5 separate regions of the Mus musculus genome follow, and all the other regions are linked to region 1. The links are chromatin loops, found by intact Hi-C in ENCODE. Cell type or tissue: left cerebral cortex. All regions are shown on one strand. Region 1 holds the start of Fbxo47 (F-box protein 47). Region 2 holds the start of Rpl23 (ribosomal protein L23). Region 3 holds the start of Pcgf2 (polycomb group ring finger 2). Region 4 has its middle 3.4 kb from the start of n-TCgca56. Region 5 holds the start of Lasp1 (LIM and SH3 protein 1).

Evidence for each region. Peaks named below come from ENCODE experiments on the same cell type or tissue, not always from the same donor. Only the 100,000 strongest peaks of a DNase experiment are listed, where the experiment ranks them.
Region 2: a loop joins it to region 1, with 6 times the contacts of the local background. A loop is called at or near these places in 33 of 42 quality-filtered maps.
Region 3: a loop joins it to region 1, with 3 times the contacts of the local background. A loop is called at or near these places in 4 of 42 quality-filtered maps.
Region 4: a loop joins it to region 1, with 7 times the contacts of the local background. A loop is called at or near these places in 34 of 42 quality-filtered maps.
Region 5: it touches region 1 in a loop (3-fold over the local background); 34 of 42 quality-filtered maps call a loop at or near these places.

What each region holds. Positions count from the first base shown.
Region 1 is chr11:97,881,486-97,886,485 of GRCm38, reverse strand. It overlaps Fbxo47 (F-box protein 47), which reads left to right and starts at 2,332. Exons shown (of 11, transcript NM_001081435.1): 1 at 2,332-2,563. In left cerebral cortex, CTCF peaks have their summits at 1,705 (motif pointing left) and 2,357; DNase peaks (open chromatin) are centred at 1,487, 2,201 and 2,780; H3K4me3 peaks cover 1,800 bases; H3K27ac peaks cover 1,369 bases.
Region 2 is chr11:97,780,372-97,785,371 of GRCm38, reverse strand. Rpl23 (ribosomal protein L23) reads left to right here and starts at 2,933. Exons shown (of 5, transcript NM_022891.3): 1 at 2,933-3,028; 2 at 3,483-3,566; 3 at 3,910-4,038. The coding sequence starts at 3,016. Snora21 (small nucleolar RNA, H/ACA box 21) reads left to right here and starts at 3,606; the gene lies at 3,606-3,733. In left cerebral cortex, no CTCF peak of the experiment used is centred here; a DNase peak (open chromatin) is centred at 2,911; H3K4me3 peaks cover 2,362 bases; H3K27ac peaks cover 1,547 bases.
Region 3 is chr11:97,697,262-97,702,261 of GRCm38, reverse strand. It overlaps Pcgf2 (polycomb group ring finger 2), which reads left to right and starts at 2,614. Exons shown (of 10, transcript NM_001163308.1): 1 at 2,614-2,726. In left cerebral cortex, a CTCF peak has its summit at 3,279; DNase peaks (open chromatin) are centred at 2,461, 2,851, 3,296, 3,870 and 4 more places; H3K4me3 peaks cover 3,539 bases; H3K27ac peaks cover 2,546 bases.
Region 4 is chr11:97,791,205-97,796,204 of GRCm38, reverse strand. No RefSeq gene overlaps it. Among named protein-coding and RNA genes, the nearest start is that of n-TCgca56, 3.4 kb to the left of the region's middle. In left cerebral cortex, a CTCF peak has its summit at 2,860 (motif pointing left); a DNase peak (open chromatin) is centred at 2,849.
Region 5 is chr11:97,798,820-97,803,819 of GRCm38, reverse strand. It overlaps Lasp1 (LIM and SH3 protein 1), which reads right to left and starts at 4,255. Exons shown (of 7, transcript NM_010688.5): 1 at 3,958-4,255. The coding sequence starts at 4,026. It overlaps n-TCgca51 (a tRNA gene), which reads left to right and starts at 4,843; the gene lies at 4,843-4,914. In left cerebral cortex, a CTCF peak has its summit at 1,981; DNase peaks (open chromatin) are centred at 3,276, 3,672, 4,226, 4,837 and 5 more places; H3K4me3 peaks cover 3,887 bases; H3K27ac peaks cover 4,236 bases.

The DNA of each region.
Region 1 (5,000 bases):
TGCCTTCTGAGAGCTGGGATTAAAGATGTGCACCACCACACCCGGCCTCCATTACTTTCCTAAAGCTAAGGTCTATCCTCTTATTTGTCCACCTCCTCCTCCTGAGGCTCACTACCAAGGTCCAGCTATCAAAAGACCCCCTTGGCTCACCTAACTAACATGCCCAATTAAAATGCAATACTTCACCCTAACTTGGGTTTTCCCTTTCCCCTTTATAAACTGCCTTTTTCCTATGGCCATGTCTGTCTCCTCTCTATCCAGAGGCATGTTGTCCTACACCCCACCACCACACAAATATACCTTCCCCTTTCCCTTGTCCCCTTCTCCCTCCTCCTATCTTTGTCTCTTATTCCCTGCCCTTTGCCCTCTGGGGCAGATAAATCCCCTTTGTGCCTAGAAGCTGGCTTGGGGTGTCTGGAGCAGATACTAGTCCCTTCAAGCCTTCTCTTTTACTTTTTATTTGAGACAGGGTCTTATCAACTTCCTCAGACTGGCCTTGACCTAACCCCGTGTCTCCAAGGAAGGCCTTGAACTTGTGATCCTCCTGCCTCTGCCTCCCAAGTAGTTGGAATGACAGGTTTGCACCCAAGCCTTCCTTCAGCTATTATTTCATCTGCTGTTTGAGTACAAGAATTAAGGTACAGGATAAGGAAGGCAGGGGGCAGGTAGTACTGAAGTATCTGTCCTAATTTAGTAAATGAGATACGAGACAGGTCATCTCAAGGTTACAGCACCACTTGGGGAAGTAAGTATGGCTACAGAAAAAGTCATGTAAAGTGGGTTTTTTTTTTTTTTTTTTTTTTTTTGCTTTTTGGGGGTAGGGTGGGGGTTTGAACCTGGGACCTCACATCTGCTAAGTACATACTAATGCTAATGCTCCCAACATCTAAGAGGTACAGATTTCCAAAAGAAACCTGGAGGAAGATTTAGAAGAGGGAAGTCAGGACTTTGAGGATGCTAGGGGTGGAAACTAGGCTCCAGTGTGTTCTAGGCAAGCATTCTACCGCTAGGCTACTCCAACCCAGGGAAGTCAGGGTATCTGTTATCTACTTTAACTGGTTGTTTGGTTTTCTTGTGTTTCTATGTGGATAGGTGTTTTTCCTGAATATATATGCCTATGTACCTGAGGAGTCTAGGAGGCCTGGACTACAAGAGACCCAGTCTCAAATAATATGTATCATTCTGTTATATCTTTAAGGCCTCCCAGACAGCCTGCCCCACTGCAGGCTTCCATCTGAATCAAGCCCTGCATACTGGATCATGATTTTTGTAATCCCAGCACTGTAACTGGCTCATGCAAGAGTCAGAGGTTTAGGCTAGCCTAGCACTACCCAACAAGACCTTGTCTCAAAGAAAAAGAGAAAAGAAAAAGACACAGAATCTGTAAATAAATGAGAATTTAATATTAAGGGCTTTGGGGGTGGGGTGGTTGAGCCAGATTCTCAAGTAGCTTAGGCTGGTTTAGCCTCCTGCCTCCATCGGGAAATGCCATCACACCAGGCATCTAACAACTTTTTAATGAAAAGCTCTTGTGACAGATCCTGTTGGCCCAGGGGAAGAGTGAATCGGAAACTGCCTTAAAACTGAGTGTAGGGATGGAGAGATGGCTCAGTGGTTAAGAGCACTGACTGCTCTTCCAGAGGTCCTGAGTTCAATTCCCAGCACCCACATGGTGGCTCATAACCATCTGTGATGAGAACTGATGCCCTCTTCTGGGTGTCTGAAGACAGCAAAAGTGGACTCCTAAACGTAAAGTAAATAAAATCTTTTTTTTAAAACCTGAGTGTAAAAAAACGTAGTGGAGCGTATAACTCCTCCAAGTTTGAGATCTCCATTTACAGCCTCCCCACTTACCCTACCATAAGAGCTCCCGTTTCTCCCGTTCAGCAACTTGGTGTCTAAAATGGAGGTAGCACGGGCTTTTAAGGGCCTCACTCCGAATAACATCCCTGAACAGGAGGGCACCATGGGAGCCTCTGCTTAGTATTCATGAGAGGGCGTGGCCTGCTTGGGGGCGTTTCCCGAGAAGGTTCTGGGTATTCATAAGGGAAAGACTGAAGAGCCGAGGTTTCTTTCTATTCGCGAGGGGGTGGGGCCTCCTCCCGTGCGTGGACTCCTGGGAGTGCTCCGAGCGATTCAAGAGAGGAGGCAAAAGAGCCGAGGATCCCGGCGTCTCATCCTTTCTTGAGAGGGTGAGGCTCCGCCCGCAGGGTTCCCGGGAGATCTCTGAATATTCATGAGGGGAGGGGCAGAGGAGGCGAGGCTGCTCGATATTCATGAGGGGGCGGAGCCTCCTCCCGCTGGGGCTCCTGGGAGAATTCTAAAATCTACTTGAGGCGACGGGGGCGCCCGAGAGCTGAGGACGCAGCTCCGGGGCGGAGCGGAGAGAGCGGAGCAGGATCCGCCCCCATTATCTGGCGGGAAAAGCCTGAGGAGATTTTTTTTTTTAATTTTTTATTTATTTTTATTTTTAAGTATTTGTGAAATCTGAGGATGGTGGGACGAGACGACTAAATCCCACTTTCCTGTGATACTGTAGCCGGAAAAACTGTCGAAATCTGTGGTAACAAGTGTTTTATATTCCCCAGTACTTCCGGTAGAAATAATTGCGTGTTTTTCAGCAGGTCCTATTTGATTTTTATGCGGGCCAGTTTCTGCTCTGGTTCCCTAGGTGACCTCTTTGGCGGTGTTTAGCGCTGGCAAAGGAACGTTAAGACAAAGCGCGGTGACTTGCTGGGGTATTTTTTCCCCTCCGGAAGAGGGTGTGGGGGCAGGGACGAGGTCGGCGCCCTTAGACCCGCCCCGTTCTCGGTGCGTGGGCGGGGCAGTGCTGCCTGTCACCGGCTCCTCGGAGGCCGAGGCAGGAGGCTCGAGAGTTCCACGCCCGCCGGGGAGCCACAAGGGAAAAACTGTATCCCATTGTCACAGGGCTTGTGCGCTTCGTACCTTCAGGCTAAGGGGAAAGCAGGAAGAGTTTGGTAGGAAATAGGTACTGTTTCCACAAAATCCTGCGCTCCTCCACCCCTAAAATAGGTCTGAGGGAGGAAAGGGAGACTTAAATGTTGGGGTTTTGTTTTCTTTTGTTTTGTTGGCTTTTTGTTTGTTTGTTAGTTTGTTTCCACTACAGTGTTTCTTTGTGAAACCACCCCAGCTGCTGTGGGACTTGCACTGTTAGACTCCCACAGACCAGGCTGACCTCGAACTCAGCCTTTGTCTCCCTTGTTGCTGGGACTATAGCTGTTCGCCAGTTGAGTCTAAGTTTTGAAATAACTGGGATCAGTTGGTTTTTGTTTTTTTTCTCTCAGAGATTTAAGTGAAAAATTATACATACACGTTATGTCTATACCCTTAATAGGTGATAAAGACCCCTGGGAGGAGGTTGTTTAGCCCCACACTAGTCTGACTAGGATGGAAGTTTCTGGAAGAAAAAGCAAATTTATGTTTTATTATAGTAAAAATACTTGAAAATTCTGTAGTAAGCATGGCAGTGGTGTTGCACGCCCTTAATCTCAACACTTGGTAGGCAGAGGCAGATGGATCTGTGTGACTGGATCTCTGTGAGGCCAGCCTGGTCTACTGAGTGAGTCCCAGGACAGCCAGCATTATTACACAGAGAAAATAAGGAAAAAAAAAAAGGTAAGAAAGAAAGAGAACAAAAGAAAAATTAAAATTAATAACAACCTTTTTAATTAAGTCAATCAGAATTCTTCCACTTGGAATTACATGAGGATATTAAAATACATATTCTTGTAGAAATACATGTATTGGCATTGAATTAAATTGTAATAAGATTACAAAATAGTATGAGTCCTTACTTTTTTGTCGAAAATGAATACATAAATACAATTTTCACAGTAATATAAACACCAAAATACATGAGTGAATTTAGTTTTCTTTCACTTAGCTGTGTTTTATAAAAATAAACATATTGTGTAAAGGTAGCCATTTTCACAATTACTAATCTGAAATTTCACTGAAATCTGAAGTAAAGCGCAACTATAGTCATTTGTTTGTTTGGTTTTTGAGACAGGATTTCTCTGGGTAGTCCTTGGTGTTCTGGAAATAGTTTTGTAGATCAGGCTAGCTTCAGACCCAGAGATCTGCCTGCCTCTGCCTCCCACCACCACCCTGCTTCACAATTTTTTGTTGTTGTTGTTTTGGGGTTTTTTATTTGTTGTTGTTGTTTTTGTTTTTCGAGACAGGGTTTCTCTGTATAGCCCTGGCTGTCCTGGAACTCACTTTGTAGTCCAGGCTAGCCTCGAACTCAGAAATGAGCCTGCCTCTACCTCCGGAGTGCTGGGATGAATGTTTTCAAATGTGTAACAATTTTGACTTGTTGTAAACTAAGATGTAACATAACAAGATAGATAAGTATCAATGTGGTTTTTAAGTTACTTTGTATAGAAAAAAAACAATATTTTTTTCAGCTATATTGTAACTCTTTGGTGGAATGTCTTTCTTGCCTCCAGTTCCTTCAGAGACCTTAGACTGGAGTTCCAAAACAAAGGGTACGGTTTTTTAACTAGAAGAGTAGACTAATACAAAGTCACTGCGTAATGCTTACTTTGCCTTTAAAGTGTTATTGTTTAGTATAAGCAAATAATCAATGATTTTAATATCATATTTAACAAATTCCCTTTAGGAAGTGACTGTAAAATCAAGCCCTGTAAACCCTTCCTAAGACTTATCTGTAACTGTTATTAACAAAAACTGGAAAGGAAGGAATTGTATTATTCACCTCTTATTTGACAGTATAAATTTAATTTTAAGTGAGATACAGTGGTAATTTACCTTTAATCCCAGTACTTGGAAGACTGAAGCAGGACCCACATAGTTAGCTCTTTTCCCAGATCTCCTACAAAATAATTTGATGTGAATAGAAATTTCCAAAACTTCAATGTCACTGCTTTTTTTTTTTTTTTTTTCCAAGACCGGGTTTCTCTGTATAGCTCTGGCTGTCCTGGAACTCACTCTGTAGACCAGGCTGGCCTGGAACTCAG
Region 2 (5,000 bases), 100 kb after region 1:
ACCCCAAAACTCCTCACCCTAAAGTTCGACCAAGAACATTTTTGAGATAAAGGCCTCCTGAAACAACCTCAAAATGAACCGGGTACATTGCCAAATGATAGGACATGACTCCTTAGTTACGTAGATTCCTTGATAGGACATGACTCCTTAGTTACGTAGATTCCTTTGGCAAAACTCCCTAGTGATGTAAACTTGTACTTTCCCTGCCCAGTTCTCCCCCTTTGAGTTTTACTATATAAGCCTGTGAAAAATTCTGGCTGACCGTCGAGACTCCTCTACCCTGTGCAAAGGTGTATGAGTTTCGACCCCAGAGCTCTGTGTGCTTTCATGTTGCTGCTTTATTTCGACCCCAGAGCTCTGGTCTGTGTGCTTTCATGTTGCTACTTTATTAAATCTTACCTTCTACATTTTATGTATGGTCTCAGTGTCTTCTTGGGTACGCGGCTGTCCCGGGACTTGAGTGTCTGAGTGAGGGTCTCCCCTTTGGGGGTCTTTCACTTCCACCTTTATAAGGGTTCTGGGGATCAAATTCAGTGGTCTGGCTTACAAAGCCTGGGGTCATTTTGTCTAGCCACGACTTCACACACACACACACACACACACACACACACAGAGTAAATGAAATGTTGCACTTTTTTTTCCCCAGTATTGGTGGCTGCAGCAGCACACATCTTCAGTCCCAGCACTCGGGAGGCAGAGGTGTGAGACTCCGACTTAGAGCTTTTCTCCCTGGAAGGTAAAGCCCTGGATGTTCCCCAAGCTTGTTTTCCCTGGTCTCTAAAAATACAGCCAGAAAGAAGCTCTTTGTTCTTTATAGCCAGCAAAAAGCCTTTTTGTTTCTATACTTTACAACCAGAGATTCGATAATTGTAAAAGACCCAGCCAGGCACTTGTCTGGCTTCCTGTGCCAAAGACATGGAGATAAAAATTCAGAAAGAACTCACTCCCCACTCCTTATGCCTTGTAAATTTCACCAAGGACACCCAGCAGAGAAGAACTCCACCCAGCTCCTCCCAACTCCTCAGCCCCCTATCATTATAGCTCGGGGTCGAACTCCCCTGCCCTGCACTGCAGAGGGACTTCATCCTCAGCTAGCTGATAATAAAACCTCTTGCAGTTTGCATCAGGTACGGTTTTCTCTCGAGTCATTAGGGTGCTGGCCAGTTCATCCCAGGAGCAGAGGCCCAGCTTTGGGGGTCTTACTGAGGCAGGTGAATGTTTGAGTTTGAGGCCAGTCTGATCTTCAGTGGTAGTTCTAGGATAGCCCCAGGTACACAGAGAAACCCTGTCTCAAACAAACAAACAAATCTTGCATATGTTAGGCATGTATTCCAGTACTGAGAGACACCCCCTAGCCATTTTTCCTATTTGGTATTTGGTATTTTCAGATAGGGTCTCTACATTGTTCAGGGTGGCCTTGAACTTGGGATAGCATCTGAATAGGAGAGATGACAAACTATCAGGCACTAATGTTTCTATTGCAACCTGTCCCTTCACCTCTCCATACCTCACTGTCCTTTCTTCATAATACTTCTTCCCGTTTGACAACGATATACTGTATACTGGAACTCTCACAATTACTCCTATTATTTAGGTTTTTTTTAAAGATTTATTTATATTATTTATATGAGTACACTGTAGCTGTCTTCAGACAGACCAGAAGAGGGTATCAGATCCCGTTACAAATGGTTGTGAGCCACCATGTGGTCACTGGGAATTGAACTCAGGACCTCTGGAAGAGCAGTCAGTGCTCTTAACTGCTGAACCATCTCTCCAGCCCACTCCTATTATTTAGTATCTATTACCTGCCTCCAACCTCTACCCTGGCAGAGGAAAACCCATAAAGGCAAGAATAATGCTCTATTTTATTCCCTCATGTAATCTGGACAGAATCTGGCCCTGATATAAGTATTCAACGCACATTTGAATGAATGTTTCAACAGAAGGTAAGGAAAATAGGGAGAGGTTGAGGTAGTAAAAGGGGAAATTAATATTAATAAATTAAAACATGTCCAGTCGGGCGTGGTGGTGCACGCCTTTAATCCCAGCACTTGGGAGGCAGAGGCAGGCAGGCGGATTTCTGAGTTTGAGGCCAGCCTGGTCTACAGAGTGGGTTCCAGGACAGCCAGAGCTATACAGAGAAACCCTGTCCCCCCAAACAAAACAAAACAAAACAAAACAAAACAAAACAAAACCTGTCCATCTTGATTATAAGCAAGCATAAACTATCCTATATTTAAGCTTTACGAAATTTTGCACATCTTTAAGAAGCAACAAAGCCAATCAATCGGTCACGGTTAGCTGTGGGCTAAGTCTAAGAATAATTAATAATAAGGTACTGAGTTGTAGTCCGAGCGGCTGTGTGAATGTCACTAATAGAGTATTGTTAACTCTCATGACGAAAGAATGTTATGGTACCAAACACACAGACTCATCTGTAGCGCTCCACTTAATTGTTCCACAGCCAAATGAAACCATTCTGAACTTGCTCTTGCCCCATGTGTCTGTTCTTTAGGAACCCTTACAGAAGAATTTATTTTACTCATGTATTTATTTGTTTTGAGGAAGGATCTCATGGGTAGCTGAGGTGATGTTGAAATCGCCGCAATTCTCCTGCTTCAGCTCCCACGATGCCGAGATTATTGGCGAGCACCACCACACCCGCAGCAATAATTTTCGAATCCCTGTTATCCAGAGAGGGGCTTGGCCACAGAGCTCAAAAGAAGCTGTTAAGCAAATTTTAAAAAGCCAAAAGGCAATGTGTCCATATCGCCAATTACTTCCGAGGCGTTGGGTGTAGCCCCAAAATTACTCGCCCCTACACATCTTAAGCGCAGCTTTCCCACGCAGAACGGTCCCGCGGAGGCCCAGGCCTTTTACGTCATCTAGCTGCGACCCGGGGAGGGAGGCGGGCTGGACGAGGTCCGGTCACGTGGCTGAGTGGGCGGGGCCTCCCGTTCATATCCCAGTGTCCCCTGTACTAACTTCCTTTCTGACCCTTTCCGGGCGTTCAAGATGTCGAAGCGAGGTGAGGAATTTTGAGTTTGGGGATCCGTTGGCATCTGCCGCGCGGGATGGCCCGCCCATCCCTTGGCGACGGCCCCCGGCGGCGGTGATAGTTTACAGTCCCGGGGCCGGAGATAGAGAAGATGGGGGCACCGCGGAGGCCTAGAGGGAGCCCTGAAAGAGGGCGATGCCAATGGTGTTGAGCTGGTGTAGGAGCGGAGCATGGGGCCGAACGGAGAACGTGGGGTCGACGGGACTGCGCGATATCTGCGGTCCCCGCAAATGCAGACGAGGTTGGAGCCTCGCAGTCTCCTTCTTCCGCAGGAGGATGCAAATAATGGGCACGGCCGGGTCCCGTGACAAGTGCGTGGTAGCCGGGGAGCGGCCGGCCCTCGCCGAAGCGTGTGCGGTGGGTTATAGTTGGGAACTGTGAGACCGAATGTGGACCCTTGTCCTGTCTGTTTCCCTCCCCGCAGGACGCGGTGGGTCCTCCGGGGCGAAATTCCGGATTTCCCTGGGTCTTCCGGTCGGAGCTGTGATCAACTGTGCAGACAACACAGGTGAGGCCTTCGGCCGCGTCCTGCCACCGTCCCCTTTTAAAAGCACTCAGTGAGCCTTTTGCTAGTGACCCACTGAGCCGTCAAGAAGGGGCAGAGTGAAAAACACCACTTTTGGGTGAAGTGGCAACGTGTTGTGTTGTTTAACTTCAATCGGTGTTGTGACAAGACACTTCTGAAAGATTACTTACAAGCCCGATGAGTTTTACGAAAACGGTTTGTTTTGGTTTGTTTGTGTTCATGCTTTTCTGAGACTGAGTTACTTGGTGTATAGCCTTGCTGACTCTATATTGTGAATTCTGCCGGTCTCATACAAAATTTACTTTTGTTTGTTTTTTTCCTATAGGAGCTAAAAACTTGTATATCATCTCTGTGAAGGGAATCAAGGGACGGCTGAACAGACTTCCTGCTGCTGGTGTTGGGGACATGGTGATGGCCACAGTTAAGAAAGGCAAACCAGAACTAAGGAAAAAGGGTGAGCGGGGAGGAGAGCTTGTTTTTTTGTTTGGTTGCTTGTTTTGGTTTGTTTGTTTGGTTTTTTTTTTGACAGTGTTTTTCTGTGTAGCCCTGGCTGTCCTGGAACTCACTTTGTAGACCAGGCTGGCCTCGAACTCGCCTGCCTCTGCCTCCCAAGTGCTGGGATTAAAGGCGTGCGCCACCACGCCCGGCCCTGGGAGGCTCCTTAAGTCGTAGTGGAAGGTAGAAGTTCTCTGGGTGTTGGAAGATGGGATCTTAATTCTGTGGCTGTCAAGGAAGCTACACATGTGAGAGCCTTTGAGATCAATGCCTCAGCTCCCTGTTTGAGACAAGGCTTGACTTGGTAGCACAGGCTGGACCTCAGTGTTGGGCTTACAGACACGGCCACATGTCTGACTGCTGCGGTTTATGGAACACTTTGTTTTTTCTCTAATTAGGGTCTTTTCCGTCTTTCATGCTATGTAATCTGCCACTCACCTGGCTAAGTTCTTCCCCTGTAGTAGACTATGTAGTCTTACCAGAAAAGATCTTCAGTTGGTTGTCTGTCCCTAGCTGTCAGTGCAGATGACAATGTGAAATGGGTGTATTTTTGTGGGTTGTTGTCCGAACACCTGGAAGCAGACACATTGTCCAGAGGCCTTGTGATAGACACTGTACTGGGAGCTGACTATTGGTGTATTAACTACCCTGAAATGTGTTCTCATCAGGTAGATGAACAGACCTCAGAACCTCCTCTGCCTTGAGTGTTCCAGCTGTAGAACTTTCTTGGCAGGATCTCACTGTAAGCTTGGCTGTCCTTGAGCTCAGACCTACCCACCTCAGCTTCCTAGTGCTATCAGGCACTGTTCTTTTTCCAGAGATATTCTCGAAGTCCTTTGGTGTAGTGCAAGTGAGGCCTGTGGGGTTGCTTCCTAGCAACACTTTGTTTCCATAGGAGCCACCTTGCTCTCAGCATTTAGT
Region 3 (5,000 bases), 180 kb after region 1:
TCAGGATGACAGAAAGGCAAAGCCAAGTTTCTGTCTCACTGCCATGTTTAACAATGCAATTTTCCTTGGATTAAGAATAAATTTTGCTGCGGAGGTTGGACAGCTTCCCATTGTCTGCATCAGTGGACGATAGCAACTTGAAAGAGGAAATCTGTCCCGGTGGATGGAAACAGTCAGGAAAAAAACCACAGGAACAAAGTGAGGGATAAAAGAGTGGAAGGAGGAAGAACCTAGCTGTGATCTACAGAGAAAGGCATACCATGAGGGGGCCTAAGTAGACAGTGCGGAAGATGGGGAAATAAATACAGAGATCAACAAAGGGCATCGTTTGCAAGAGGGAGAGGTGTAAGGGACACAGAAGTAAAGCTACACAAAAGCAAGAAGGAACGACTCTCTCTAACTAGTGCCACCATTTAAAAGGGATTTTCTCCTTGCTCTTGTTTCCGATGGCAACAGATGCCCGTTGGTCCTTGCCTTGATGTTCTGGGTTCCTGTTCTCTGGGAACCTCTGATTTCTGACTGCTCACTACGTGTGGCAATCAACTAGAGGACAGGGTAAGCTACAGACTTGGTGGAAAATAAGCGCTCTTCATGTTCGCTGAGCACACTGGAGAAGGTGGGCAGGAGGAAGATGTGCAAGGGACTCTTTCCATCCGTTCTCTAGACATTTGGCTCAAAGGAAGTCTCTTGTGGACTCCCTCTTCTATGTTTGCAGATCACCTGGCGCTTCAAACATGGAGAAGGGACTTTTCCAGCTTATTGCCCTCGCTGGCCCTGCTCGGTGTCAAAGCCCAGCTTACCTACTGTGCCTAAAACAGTACTTGCCGTTGGCACAGAGAACTTTCGATGTTGGGACAGTTAAGTCAGCGGCTCTCCCGATGAACCACAGGGATTAGCAATATCCCAGCATAGATGATTTATTGGAGTCTTAGTGGGTGGTGGGTCTTCAGTGTGTCCCTACTCTCCAGCGGTTTCCTTGGAACTGGACCTTAATAATTGAGGAGCAAATGGATACCCACCCCAATAAACAAAAGGTAGCCAGGCAGTACCCTTCACGTTGAGCAATTGTGTTTGCTCTAGCAGAGTTCAAGATGCTGGGACACATGGGCCGTGATGACAGTGGGCGTGTCTAACTCGAGACCCCTTTCCACAGTAGCCTGTGAGCTCGTGGTACCCGATGTAGGGATTGGGAAGCAAGTGACCGATCCTCCCGGGGCCTCTTCCGCTCCCACTTGGACCACCCGATCTAAGCGGAAATCTCTTGCCTTTCCTTTACACCGTCATTCGGCTCTGCAGGCTGAGAGCTGAGGCTGGTGGGGTCACTGGGCGGACAGACTTCACAGGGCTCCTGATAAGCGGTCCAGTGTATAAAAGCACTCACTTCGGGACTGCTTTAGGCTTGGAACAAGGAGAGGAGGCAGGCTCGACAAAGATTCGTTCCTTACTCGAGCCAACCCACCAGGCGCTTAAAGGCTTTTCAGGCCGGATAATCGAGCTCTTTGGAGGGACAGTCACAGTGGCCACCCCCCAATAAATCATAAGTAACGAATCAGCGAAATCGAGCGACCTATTGAGGTCCACGGTTCTTGTGGTAACGCAGAATCGATTCGCTTCCTTGGCGCCGTCTCTTCTAGCTCTCCTTCCTACTCTGCCCGGGGCCCGGAGCCGCTGGGGACCGGAGAGCGAGCGCTGGGTGGAGCCGAGGGCGACAGTCGGAGTGGGCTGGCACCAGCCACCTTCGCGCTCGCCGGCCCCTCCGCGGCCGCGAGGGAGGCGCACCGGCGGCGAAAAGGCGCGCGTCCTCTCTCGACTCCTCGCTTCCTATTGCGTCGGGGCCTCTCGAATTCGGCTAGTTATTGTGTCTCTGGCTCGGCGCCCGAGTTCGTGTCTCGGGCTGCTCTCCCCGCCCCGGACTGCGTTCCATTCTTCTCCGCCCGAGCACGCTGAGCGCGCCAGCCTCGGCCACAGCCAAGCCCCGAGGCCACCGTGCGTTTCCCGCGAGGTGCGAGGACCCCGAATCGGTGTGGGGAGGCGGTGAGGTCACGCTCGGGGGGGGATCACACACGCACTTAGGAATCCCAAGGGATTCAGCTGGAGTGAGCGAACCTCACTCGGACGCGTGGCCAGCGGCGCCGCGTCCCCCGCCCAAGCGCCCTTTGGTAGCGGCGACGCACCGGGTGCCGCGAGACACATTTCCGCCCAGTCTGCATCTCACCATTTTCCAAGCTCCCCAGCTAGGGTAGGGATCGCAGAGTCGGTGGAAGTGGGGAGAACACACTTATTTTAGGAGGAGGTGGTGGTTTCATGACTGAAGGTAACACAATAGGACCTTTCCTCCGGGTTCAAGGGATCTGCTTGGATAAGAGGTGGTCTCCTCTTGGTTTGGGGGAAGCCCAGCGCAAGGCGGTGGGGAGCAGCTGAGCTAGCCTCTCCCCCTCCTCTTTCCCTCTCTGCAAACATCCTGAAGGAATGAGGTCACGTGGGTGAGTAGTGGGCGGGACCTACTCTTGTCTGGAGGAAAAAAGCCATTTTGCCCCCCCCCACGGCCCCTCCCCTCCCCTCTGGTCCCCTCCCCTCCCCAAGCTGCTCTTACAAACTCCTTTCTTATCATAGGTTTCTCCCCTCCCGCCGACCGAGCGAGCGACAGGGCTGTGGTCCCCCTCCCCTCCCTTCCCTCCCTCCCTCCCATCCCCCCCTCCCCGAGACCCACCGGACCCCGAAGCCAGGTAAGCGGACGCCGACTCGCGCTTGCCTCCTTGCTACCTCGTAAGCGTCTAGGGCTGGCGACCGGGACCCGTTCACCTTTCCCCGCAGACCCCAATGGGAGCCGGGAGCCCCGGCCTGGCCTGCCGCCCGCGTCCCTTCCCGCCCCGCCAGCCGCTGTCCAAGCTCGCCCGGTCCGCCTTTCTTTCTCTCGTTCCCGGTCTCTCTCTCTTTTTTTTTCCTTTCCTCCCTTCCAAGATGGCCGAAGTGGATTCCCCCTCTTAACGATTTGGAGTCTCCCTCGACCACCTCCTCTTTGTGCAGCAGCCCCCTGCTAAGACCCTGCTTGCGAGGTATCGAGGGGGAGGGTCCGGGCGGCCACGAGGGCTTTGGGGACATACGCTAGGGTGGGTCTCGCCCCCCCCTCCGCCCCCGACCCGAGGATCTCCACAAGCTGGAGCAGACTGTGGCTCGGCCCCTTCGAGTCGGGCAAGGGTCGCCTCCCGAGTGGGCAGTGAGCGTGGTAGACGCGCGAGGACTTGAGGCCCGGAGGAAGGGGACTTGGCTTTCTGGTGGCCGAGGGAGGGCGCCCTAACTCCTGGGGTCGGGATCTTGGGCACCTCCCCCAGAGGTCCCTTTCGTCCCGGTGCGAGGCGCCCCGCCCCCTCCCTGAACCACCTCGGCTGAGCTTTTCCCTACCTCCCTCCCGGGGCCCCACCAAACTTTGGCTCTAGGGAGGGAAGGAGTGGCCACTCGGTCACTGGGGGTGCCTGATCCTTTGACCTAGGCTTCGCGGGGAAGCAAGGGTGGAGGGGAAAGAACGGGAGTGAGGAGAGATTTAGCATGCTCTGTCTTTTCATGAGTGGCCAAGGGGTCTGATGAGCTGGCCCTTCTGCCACAGGAGGCGAAAAGGGAAGCGGCTACTCTTTTCTCCTTGAGCTCTGCCGCTGCTAGCTCTGAAACCCGGGGAACCCTGAGCCTGCAGACGCCCCGCGCCCTTCCTGACTCCCAGGGGCGTCTAGGCAAGCCCCCTACTCTTCCATCCCTCACTTCCCGGGTCTATCCAAAATTGCTGTGGTTGCTTGATCGAGAAGGGTGTGTGTATGTGTAAATTTAAATATGTTTAAGTATGTACAGGTGTTACCTAGAGCTGTCCCTGCGTCTTTGTCTCTCGTAGCCCCCGGCCGAGCTCCCGCCATCCCCCATGTTGCCTCAGTCTCTTTTGGTCTTCCTCTCGCTGAGGGAGGGGCTTCTCTTAGCTGGCTCTCACAGTCTTGGGCCTCCCTCTCTGGACTTCTTGCAGTTGTGCTGTTCCCGAAACTCATGACAACCCCACCCCCACCCCCAACATACACACATCCCTGCTCCAAGGTGTTATTACTGTAATCGGAGGAGCATAAAGCCAGCTCTGTTGTAGCATTTTGGTGGAGAGGTTTTCCCAGGGGTTCCCCTGGTTTGAGGTTGGGGCTTGCACACTTAGAACTGTGTTTGGAATAAGGCAGGAAACAGCCTCCAGGATCCAGTCCGGCTGTCGCGTCGCCTGATCCTGTTCAAGTTGAAGGCTTGGGAGGTGAGCAGGGGAGGGGGAAAGGAACTCCCTGAGTGGTTGATGGAGCTGTTGCCATGGGAATGGAGAGAGGCTGAAGTGGAAGAGGTTACATGTTATACAGGTCAGATGCCTACTGTAGCGCCCCCCTACCCCCACCCCGGACCCTATAGCGGAGTGGTGGTGGGGCGCTGACCTGTCTTTGTTGCTGGAAGACTTAAATTATAATTTGCCCTGAGAGGACTAGAGGTTCGCAGAAGGTTAATGTCTGTGGCTCCAGTTTCAGGCAGGGATGTGATGGGGTGGGTGGAAATGACTTCTGCATCTGTGGAGTAGGAGCCTGGCTCCAGCCTTGCTGTGTATGTGGTGGTGTGTGTCTGGCCAAGTGTCTGTCTGGCCTGTGTGCATGACCAGGCTTATCTGGCTCTGGGTGCTGGGGATGTAAGAGATGAAGGGGGTGTGTCTGGCTCCGGATGTGAGCATCTTACTGAGCTGCTGTCTGTAAATTCTTTATTACTGTTTTATTTATTCATTTATTTATTTATTTCTGTTTTCAGGAACTGAGTGGTAGGTCGAGGCTTCTATCTTTTTTCCATGCTAAGGGCTGTACCACTGCCAAAGGTTAGGAAAAGATAAGAGGGGCTGGTGAGATGGCTCAACGGGTAAGAGCACCCGACTGCTCTTCCGAAGGTCCTGAGTTCAAATCCCAGCAACCACATGGTGGCTCACAACCATCTATAAGGAGATCTGA
Region 4 (5,000 bases), 90 kb after region 1:
AGCATGCATCACCATAGCTGAGCTGTTACACATCTTCTTTCCTTCTTCTCGCTTCGTTCTTTCCTTCCTCCCTCTCTCCCTCCCTCCCTTCCTCTCCATTCCTCTTCCTTTTAAAGTTTGGAGACAGTCTCACTAGTTAGCCACAAAAGCCTGGAAATATTCACCATTTACCAGAGGAGTACCCCAGATCAGCATCCAGTACCAATGTGAGCCAGACTGGGGTTCAAACTCAGGAGTTCAGCATGAATTTTCCACCACTGTCCAAAAATCTGCACAGAGCAGACATTGGGTAGACACTGGGGACGGATGTTGAGAATACAGTTGGAGTTCAATTGGAAGGTCTGGTCCAAAAGTAGAATTCTGGTCATTTCCAATACTTTACTTGATAAGAAAGCTGTTATCAGCTGGGCTTGGTGGCACACACCTTTAATCCCAGCACTCAGGAGGCAGAGGCAGGCAGATCTCTGAGTTCTAGGCCAGCCTGGTCTACAGAGTGAGTTCCAGGACAGCCAGGGCTATACAGAGAAACCCTGTCTCAAAAACACCCACCCACCCCCCCCCAAAAAAAAAAGAAAGAAAGAAAGAAAAAAGAAAGCTGTTATCTCAAAAGTGTGCTGAGTTTGGCTCAATCAGAAAATTGACTTAACTTCTTTAGGTAGCTTAAAACTGGCAAGCTGTTTGCATTTCTTTTTTTTTTTTTTTTTTTTTTTTTTTTTGGCTTTTTCGAGACAGGGTTTCTCTGTGTAGCCCTGGCTGTCCTGGAACTCACTTTGTAGACCAGGGTGGCCTCGAACTCAGAACTCTGCTTGCCTCCCGAGTGCTGGGATTAAAGGCATGCGCCACCACGCCTGGCTGCTGTGTATTTCTAACACACAGAAAATGCTGGCAACCTTACCAATTGGTTCTTTATAGTTACTGTTTACCAGCACAGCACAGCACAACCTAGCACAGCACAGCCCAGCGCAGCGCAGCATCTGTTTTCTGCAGAAAGCTACTGGCAAGGTCTTCAGCTGAGAGAGGCAAGAGGAAGAGGGAAGAGTGTGGTAGACACAAGACAGGAGAAACTGTGGGATGGTCATGTTGGAAAGGAAAAAGATGAACATACTTGGGTGAAAGAGGCGTAGGGATGCTAAATAAAACATTTAGACATAGGCAGATTGGCACAGACAAGTGCTTTCCCCCAACTACCTCAGCCCAGCAGCTAGGTGTGATTGTGGAATGATATTATAATTCAAGTTACTTGGCCTTCAGATTGGCAAGGAAGCACAACCTAATGCTCTAGGTGAACCAGATAGTGCACCAAGCAAGGACTTCGGAGGACACAAAGAACACAGTGTGATCTCCCTGCTCAAGAAACACACAGTCCACCTAGAGGTGAGGTGGTCAGACGGCTCAGCGGGTACTTCCCGTGAAACCTGAAGACTTGAGTTCAACCCCTGGGAGCCACTTAGTGCAAGGAAAGATTCAGTTTCTGTAAGTTGTCCTCAGATTTAGACACACACACACACCTCTTCTCTCTCTCTCTCTCTCTCTCTCTCTCTCTCTCTCTCTCTCTCTCTCTCTCTCTCTCTCTCAATGTACTTTAAAATAGTGAACAAGATATGTGTTCCACATAAGAAGTACTCCAAAAGCAAAATGCAGAGAAGACATCTTAGACAGGTCTTTGATGATGAGAGCTATGAGCCCAAAGCTTTGTCCTGGGAGTTGAACTCAGAGCTGGGACATGCTCGGGGCATGCTCGGCCAGTGTTCTCATAGGCTTTTACTCAGAGGAGTGTAGTCTTCACCCCTACACAAGGAAACTTCTCTTTGCAACAGAGACCATTACAGAAAGCACTACCAATCCAAATGCAGCATTGTGGAGCCCAGTGCCAATGGATACGCGTACAAAACACCCCTGCACCTAAGACTCAGGAAACAATGTTGCAGAAGAGGAGATGGAAAGATTGTAAGAGCCGGAGGAGCGGGGAGTTTGCTGTGAGCTCATGTCTCCTTAGCAACATCAGAAGCTATACCCATAAAGACTCACCAATATGACCACCTAAATGTGAACTGAGCAAGGACACCCACCGGCAAGTACGCCAAGCTGAGTAGGAAAAAAAAAGCACTCAAGACCTCAACCATACACAGAGAACAAACAGCAGGAGTAAAGCTGGAGGCGGGAGGGGTGGACCTCCCCAGGGATGAACAAAGTAATGGGTTGGCCAGTTCAAAATGATAAGCCTAAAAACATGCATACATTGCATGGGCTGGACACAACAGGTTATATTTAGGAATTAAAATGTATGTACAAATACACACATGCATGCAATAATAATGGAAAAAGAGGCAAAAGAGTTTGAAATAGAGCAGGGAGGGAGTAAGAGAGGGTTAGGAGGGAAGGAAAGGAAGGACGAAAGGTTGTAACTAAGTAACAGTCTCAAAACTAAACAAATACACAAAACAACCCTGAGAAGTGAGCTCCAGGGTAACACAGCAGCAATCCCAGCACTTGGAAGACAGAGGCTGGAGGACCAAAAGTTCAAGTCCACAGTTTAAGGTCAACCTGGAATAAATAGGACCCTGTCTAGGAGAAAAAAAAAAAAAAAAGGCTCTGTACACCTTTAATTCTAGCAATTTCAAGAGGCAGAGACTGGCAGATCTCTATAGGGGCTAGCCTGGGCTACACATCTTGACCACACATCCTTGTGACTATTAGATAAACCCCTATGGAATGCAGGAATAAACCCCACCAATTGAAGGCTAAGAATGTCATCAGAAAGGATGGAGAGATGGCTCAGTGGTTAAGAGCACTGAGTTCAATTCCCAGAAACCACATGGTGCCTCACAACCATCTGTAATTAGAATCTGGCTCCCTCTTCTGGTGAATCTAAGAACAGCAACAGTTTTCACGGACTGTATTATGTATACTCACATAAATATAGTAAATAAATCTTTTTTTTAAAAAAAGGTTATCAGAAAACATTGCAGGCCTTTTCTTTTCTTTCTTTCTTTTTTGATTTTTCGAGACAGGGTTTCTCTGTGTAGCCCTGGCTGTCCTGGAACTCACTCTGTAGACCAGGCTAGCCTTGAAATCCGCCTGCCTTCTGCCTCCTGAGTGCTGGGATTAAAGGCATGTGCCACCAACACCTGGCTTGTTGTATTTCTATAAAAGCGTTATAGAATTGTTATCATATTGAACACATGGACACATGGCAAACAGAAGAACTGAAACTGTGTTCCCGGCCATGGTCTCTCGTGTTTGTCTCTTGAATACTCTCTCCTAATCCTTTTGAGGTCAGAATGATGTTGGCTTTTTTCACAGTTTAATTAAGGTGCTCAAAGTAGGGCCCCAAAGACAATGCCCCTTCCTCCCCTCCTCCCTCCCTCCCCTTCCTCCTTCCTTCCTTCCTTCCTTCCTTCTCATCCACTCCTCTTCAGTTTAACACTTGGGAACAGTCTCACTAGTTAGCCATCAAAGCCTGGGAAAATCTGCCATTCACCGGAGGAGTACCCCAGATCAGCATCCAGTACCAGCGTGGTCTCCCAGTGTCCAGCAGCCCAGCACTGTCTTAGGAGGCTGCTCTTTTCAAGGCGTCACATCTGGGATTCGGTTGAGCGGCCATATTTTGGTTCTGAGGTGGCAGGGTAGGATGGATGTATTGGATACCTTTTCTTTTGCTTTCAGAGCTTTGGCTGAAGGTATCCTTTCTGTTTGACAGCATCCTGGGTGTCTGACCTTTCTGTTTGTACACAGACATTTTCTCTTACTGCTCCTCCACTATCTAAGGCAATAAAGAAGAAAATGTTTGGAGAACCATAGCTACTTGGGACTCAATATGGTCTTATAAGTATGCTAATTCAACAGGCAAGTACTTTAAATAAATAGATAGATAGATAGATAGATAGATAGATAGATAGATAGATAAATAAATAAAGCCAGGCGGTGGTGGCACACACCTTTAGTCCCAGCACTCGGGAACAAAGGCAGGTGGATCTCTGACTTCAAGGCCAGGCTAGTCTAAAGAGTGAGTTCCAGGATAGCCAGGATACACAGAAAAACCCTGCCTCAAAAATAAATAAATAAGGAAATCTAACTAAAGACAACTTGGCTCTACAATTTCCTTAGTGGGAAGCATTTAATGTCAGTAAACTGGGTGTTAGGTATTTTGGGTTTTGGTCTTGTACAGTACACTTAAAGTCCTAGGCAATTTTTAAAAAATTATCTATGGGGACTGGAAAGATGGTTCATCAATTAAAAGCTCCTTGTTTCCATTTCAGAGGGCCCAAACACAGTTCCAGTATCCACATGGTGACTCATAGCCATCTGTAACTCCAATTCAGGGCCTCTGATGCCTCTTCTACCAGGTGCACATGTGGTACATATACATGCAAAGATAGGTACATATACATGCAAATGATAGAAATAAATCCATCTAAATATTGGTTTTGTTGTTTTGTTTGTTCATCACAGCCAATCTTTTGCTTCTTATGTGTTCCTTTTTCTTCCACCCTTCTCCACCTCTTTTTTTTTCACCCTTTCAACCCCCTAACACTAGATAAAAGAGGAAAAAAAAAGGATAAAGAGGGAAGGAAAGAAATCTCTGAGTAGCCGGGCGTGGTGGCACACACCTTTAATCCCAGAACTTGGGAGGCAGAGGCAGCGAATTTCTGAGTTCGAGGCCAGCCTGGTCCACAGAGTGAGTTCCAGGACAGCCAGGGCTATACAGAGAAACCCTGTCTCGGAAAAAAAAAAAAAAAAAGAAAGAAATCTTTGAGTAAAGTCAGAGGTCAAAAAGGGATGACATTATCATTAGATTGCTTCCTGCTGATTAATGATTTCAAGTTCTTATGGCAAGTTTGGGTTTTGTTTGTTTGTTTTCTGTTTGTTTGTTTAGATTTATTTACTTATATGAATACACTGTAGCTGTCTTCAGACACACCAGAAGAGGTCATCAGATGGTTGTGTACCACCATGTAGTTGGTGGGAATTGAACTCAGGACCCTTAGAAGGGCAGTTTG
Region 5 (5,000 bases), 83 kb after region 1:
CACAACAGGTTTCATTATGTAACTCTGGCTGGCCTAGAAATACACTATATATGTAGCCTAGGCTACTGGCCTCAAACTCAGAGATCCTCCTGCCTCTGCCTCCCAAATGCTGAGATTAAAGATATATACCACCGTGCTGCCTGAGTAGGACCCACTTTTGGAAAAGATAATATAAATTTAAAAATATATATATATATATATTTTTTTTTTGCAAATATTCCAGCAGAAGACCTAAACAGCCAGAAGTTCGGAAGCTAGAACAGGAGTTTAATTAGTAGTAAAGGGCTTTGCCTAACAGGCAAGGACAAAACCCTGGGTTTAATCCTCAGCCAAAGCAAAACTGGATGTGGCGGCAGAACTCATCTGTCAGCCCAGCACTTGGGAAGCGGAAGTAAGAGAGGATCGGGAATTCAAAAATAACCTGGGCTATACAAGCCGCTGTTGCAAAAAAATTAAAAAAAAAAAAAACCACTTTGTAAGTCATAGTGACATATGACTATAATCCCAGCACTTAGGAAGCTGAGGTAGTAGGAGGATTTTAAAAAAAGAAAGATAAAATTTGGCTAAAAGGAGGGGGACATCCCATCCATCAGCCTCCCATTCTAGGGAGGCATATTTCAAACCAAAGTCAGGGATTGGGTGCGGCCAGAAAGTAGCCCAATATTACAACATTATAACTTACTTAAAATATTTTAAGAAAAAAATTTTTTTTGCAATTTGTGCAGTGTGGTTGTATATTCTCTATAGAGAACTTTGTAGATGACAATGTCATGTCCCAATATCAAAAGACTGGACACACTGACTTATAGGGCTCACATTACTGGAGCTATCCCTTCGGGTCTCTGAGGCTGGCCAGCTCCGTACACTTCAGTAGTACCTGAATATGAATGGCCTGGTCTTAAAGTGACCAGGGTATTCTAAACTTTTAACAACAAAAACCCGAGGTCAGGAGGGGGCGGGGGGAGGCGGGGGGGGGGGGAGCACTGGAACGGCAGCTCAGTGGTTAAGAGAAAAAGCTTCTCTTCCAAAGAAAAGCTTCTCTTCCAAAGGATCCTGGTTCCATTCCCAGAACCCACATGGTGGCTTCTCAGGATTTTGCAACTCCAGTCCCAGGCGATCCAACACTACTTCTGGCCTTCTCAGATACCAGGCACACACATGGTACACAGACACACATGTAGGCAAACATCCAGCCATGTAAAATAAAACAAACAACAACAACAAAAACAAAAATGTTATTCTCAGCTACACCGACTTAGTACATTCACAGAGCCATTCAGGGCAGGAGGCCCTCTGTAACTGGACATTCCAAAGCAAGCCAGTGAACAAGTCCCTAGCCTTCCTTTCAGTCCCCACCTGGTTTTAAAAGCTGAGGGAGAAAGAGAAAGATGTGGCAAGATTCTCAACAGTGTAGGTCACTAGATACAAAGTAAGTGTTCAATAAATATTTGTCAAATGAATAAGGTCACCCTGTTTCTCTTTCCTGCTCTAATCCCAGAAACCCTCTAGGGAAACAAACCTCACCCTCCTTCCTCAAACACTGCATATTTATCCAGCAGGCAGAGCACCCTGGTTCGATGGGTTGGGGACAGACTGGCCTTCATTGGTGACAAGGTTTACCCACTAATGCCTTTGAGAGATAAGGCTCAAGGAGGAGAAAAGACTGAGCATTAAGAACAGCTTACGCTCCAGCTTCAGCAGGCTGCATGCCATCATCGGGGACCGCAGTAAATCAAGCCAGTCTAAGTGGATTCTCCCTGACTGTAGAGAAGCCTTGGAAAGTTGGGTAGCAACCATGCCTATGAGATTGAACTTTGCCCACACCCAGGTCTCTGCCCAGCATTCTCCAGAGTTCCAACTCTAGCTTCCTACTGCCTGCAGGCCACGGACTGAAGAGACAGAATACCTGGATTTTCCAGTCTGGGTGGGGGAGGGGTGTGAAAGGCAGATGGCTCTCCAGGGCCACTTCCGCTAGGGGGAGTTCTAAAACCAGGAAGAAATCACCCACTCCCTCTTCCCAGGGCAACCCCGACCTGAATATCCTCTTCTAGCAAGGACAAGTTATCACATAAAATCCCCACCCCCTTCCCTGTGACACACAGCACTGAAGGTCTTTACAAGGGGAGTGGTTGGATGCGGGACAGAAAAGAGAGAAATGGCCAGTCTTGACCACACTCCCTGCACTGTCCACCTCCTAAGGCAATGACATCATCCATACCCATCTGGTGACAGACAGGGAATACTGAGGCCCAGAACCATTCATAAAGTTGATGGGCACAGACCTGGGACTAAGATCAAGTTTCCCAACCCCCAAGCTAGCAAATCCTTCCATCATCCATTGCCCCTCACCATTCATTACTGGGGACCAAAAGGGGAGCCCATTTGCTGGCCCAGAATGCCGCAAATGCAGGGCTCAAAATATCTGGTCCCAGGGACGACAAAGACCCTCATGTAAGGACAGGGTTTCTTTTTTGGGGGTGGGGTGTCTTCATCTAGGAGTGCCAAGCACAAGTCCAGAGGCCGGTACAGTGACTGGGCAGGCCATCACCTTCCCTTAAGCTCCTCCTATCCTGGTACCTAGCCAAGCCCCACATCTCTTTCCTCAAGAAAAAGTTCAAATGTTTCAAAACTACAAGTCCCTACCTCCTGACCGGGACCGGGAGGGTGTGCGGGGGATGTCCAAAGGTTCCTAAGAAGGAACTAACCCTAGCCCGGAGAAACAAAGTATCCTTTTCCAACAAAACTAGATCGCCTCATTGAGGCGCCTGCTTCTGTCCAGTTCAGCCATAAACGTGGAGAATGAGATCCAGCTTGGAGAGCCAGGTACAACGTATCTATGAGGAGCCAAAAGGCTTCCCTGCAGAGGGGGTCACAAGAGAAGAAACGGGTTGTCTTAGACTTTATGGGGTTCAGAACAAGGCAGAAGGGTCCCATCTCAAACTGTACCGGAAACACCCAGATCTACCCTTCAGTCCCCCTTGCAAAAGTGTAATGGCAAACAGATGATCGGGTCCAGCCTGGGCCGGGGGATGCGTAAGAGCCCCTAGGGGCCAGCTGATTTCCAGAAGGCTACCCCCCTCCTCTTAAAAAACTCCTTTTCGTCTGCTTCCTCAGAACTCGGCCAATCCCACCCTCCATCGGAGAAAACAGCTCTGAAAAGTTAGCTCTTTGTTCTCTAAGCTGGTCTCCAGGCTGAGCACAATTTCAGATCTCCAAGAAGCGTCCTCCCCACTCCCTACCCCGCCCAGCTCCGACTGGGCAGCCGATCACCCGGAGTGGCTTGCAATTTGAATTGGGGGTTGGGGAAGCTATGAAGGAGGTCTGCGGGTTCCCCAACCACAAAAAAAGCAAGGAGGGGACCAGCAGGTCGTTCAAAAAGAGGGGGTCTCGCAGTGAGATTCCGGCGCTGCCCCTAAATCCCTTTCACCACAATTGACACTCGCTGGACGAAGGACCCGACGCAGCTTCCAAGCCAGGAAGCCAGGCTACCGGCAGCCCAAGCCGGGCGGGTAGCGCCGGCCCCAGCCTCCGCCCCGCCCCCGCCGCCCCCTCCCCCCAGCGCCCCGCGCTTCCGCCTACTTGGCGCTGGCCGCCGCGGGGAAAGGGAGCGGCCGTCTCCCCTCTCACTCCCGGCCCGGGGGGCGGGACTGCACCTCTAACCTCCTGCACACACCCGGGGAACCCGGTTCCCTGGTGCTCTTCCGCCCTTCCTTCCAGCCCTCCTAACCTCGATGCACAGAGGCCACCCATCTCCAGCGGTGGCTGCTCACCACCTCGCCTTGGACCTCCCAGGTTCCAGACTGGGGTCTGTCCCCACACCCCAAGTCGCCTCCCGCCTTCCTTACCTGCTCTGGGGAGCGCAGGGAAGAGCCCGCAAAGACCCGGCCCCTCTTTCCTCCCCTGATGGAGAGCTGCACTAGCACTGGCTAGCTCGCAGCGCCCGGTACCCGAGCTCACCTTATCCAGACAGTTCACCTTCTCCGTGGGGTACACGATCTTGCCGCACCGGGCACAGTTAGGGTTCATGGTTCCGGGGAAAGACTGGGGCGGGGACGCCCGTATTCGCGCGCGTTCCCTTTTCCTTGGGCGAGCTGGTGGGAGGCGGCGGCTGCAACTGTGCAGGCGACGGCGACTGGAACTGGGGAACTGGCCTCCGCCTCCGCCCTCCTTCCCCTAATAAACACAGTGGGGAGGAGGGGCTGCACTGGCTAGGGCGGGGACGCGCCTCGGGCGCGGAAAGAGGCGCGCGCGACCAGGCGCGCTCCCCGGGCGACGTGGGGCTGCGTGGGGGCGGGTTCCAGGGAGGACTGCGGGACGGGAGTGCAGGAGCCCCTGAGCTCTCGGGGTGCACGTGCCCCTGGGCTCCGCGACCGAGGACGGGCCCGGGCCATGGCCCTTCCCGCGCTGGAGAAACAGACGCGAGTGTGGCAGAGCCCGATTTCCCATGAGAGGGGGCAACCCCACGCACCCGACGATGGTGGGGATAGTACAGATTCTCTAGACTGGGGGACTTTCCTTAAACCCGTGGGTCCCCAGCATCAACCTGCGGGGAAACCACCCCTTGCCCCGCCCCGCCCCCCAGCTAGTTCCCTTCCCGCCCACATCCTCTCCCACATAGGTACCTGTCCCTTTCCCTTTGGACTCAGCACCTCCGTACGTTCACCCTCCCCGCCCCTCTGCGCTGCAGCTTTCCCATGGATTCTTCGGATTCAGGCATCCTCTGCTTTCAGCTTGGCCGCCTTTGCTCTTCCATTCTTTTCTCTTGCCCCTATTCTACCTGTGTAGCAGCTGCGACAGCATCTTAAGACTGAAAAGAGATTGCTTCAAGCTGCGCGTCGGTGCGGGGGTATAGCTCAGTGGTAGAGCATTTGACTGCAGATCAAGAGGTCCCTGGTTCAAATCCGGGTGCCCCCTCAGAGTCTTTTCCTCTCTTCAATGACAATAAAAATACGTTTCAATACAAGTATGATCTTGATTCGACCCTGGGTCATTAAAACAGG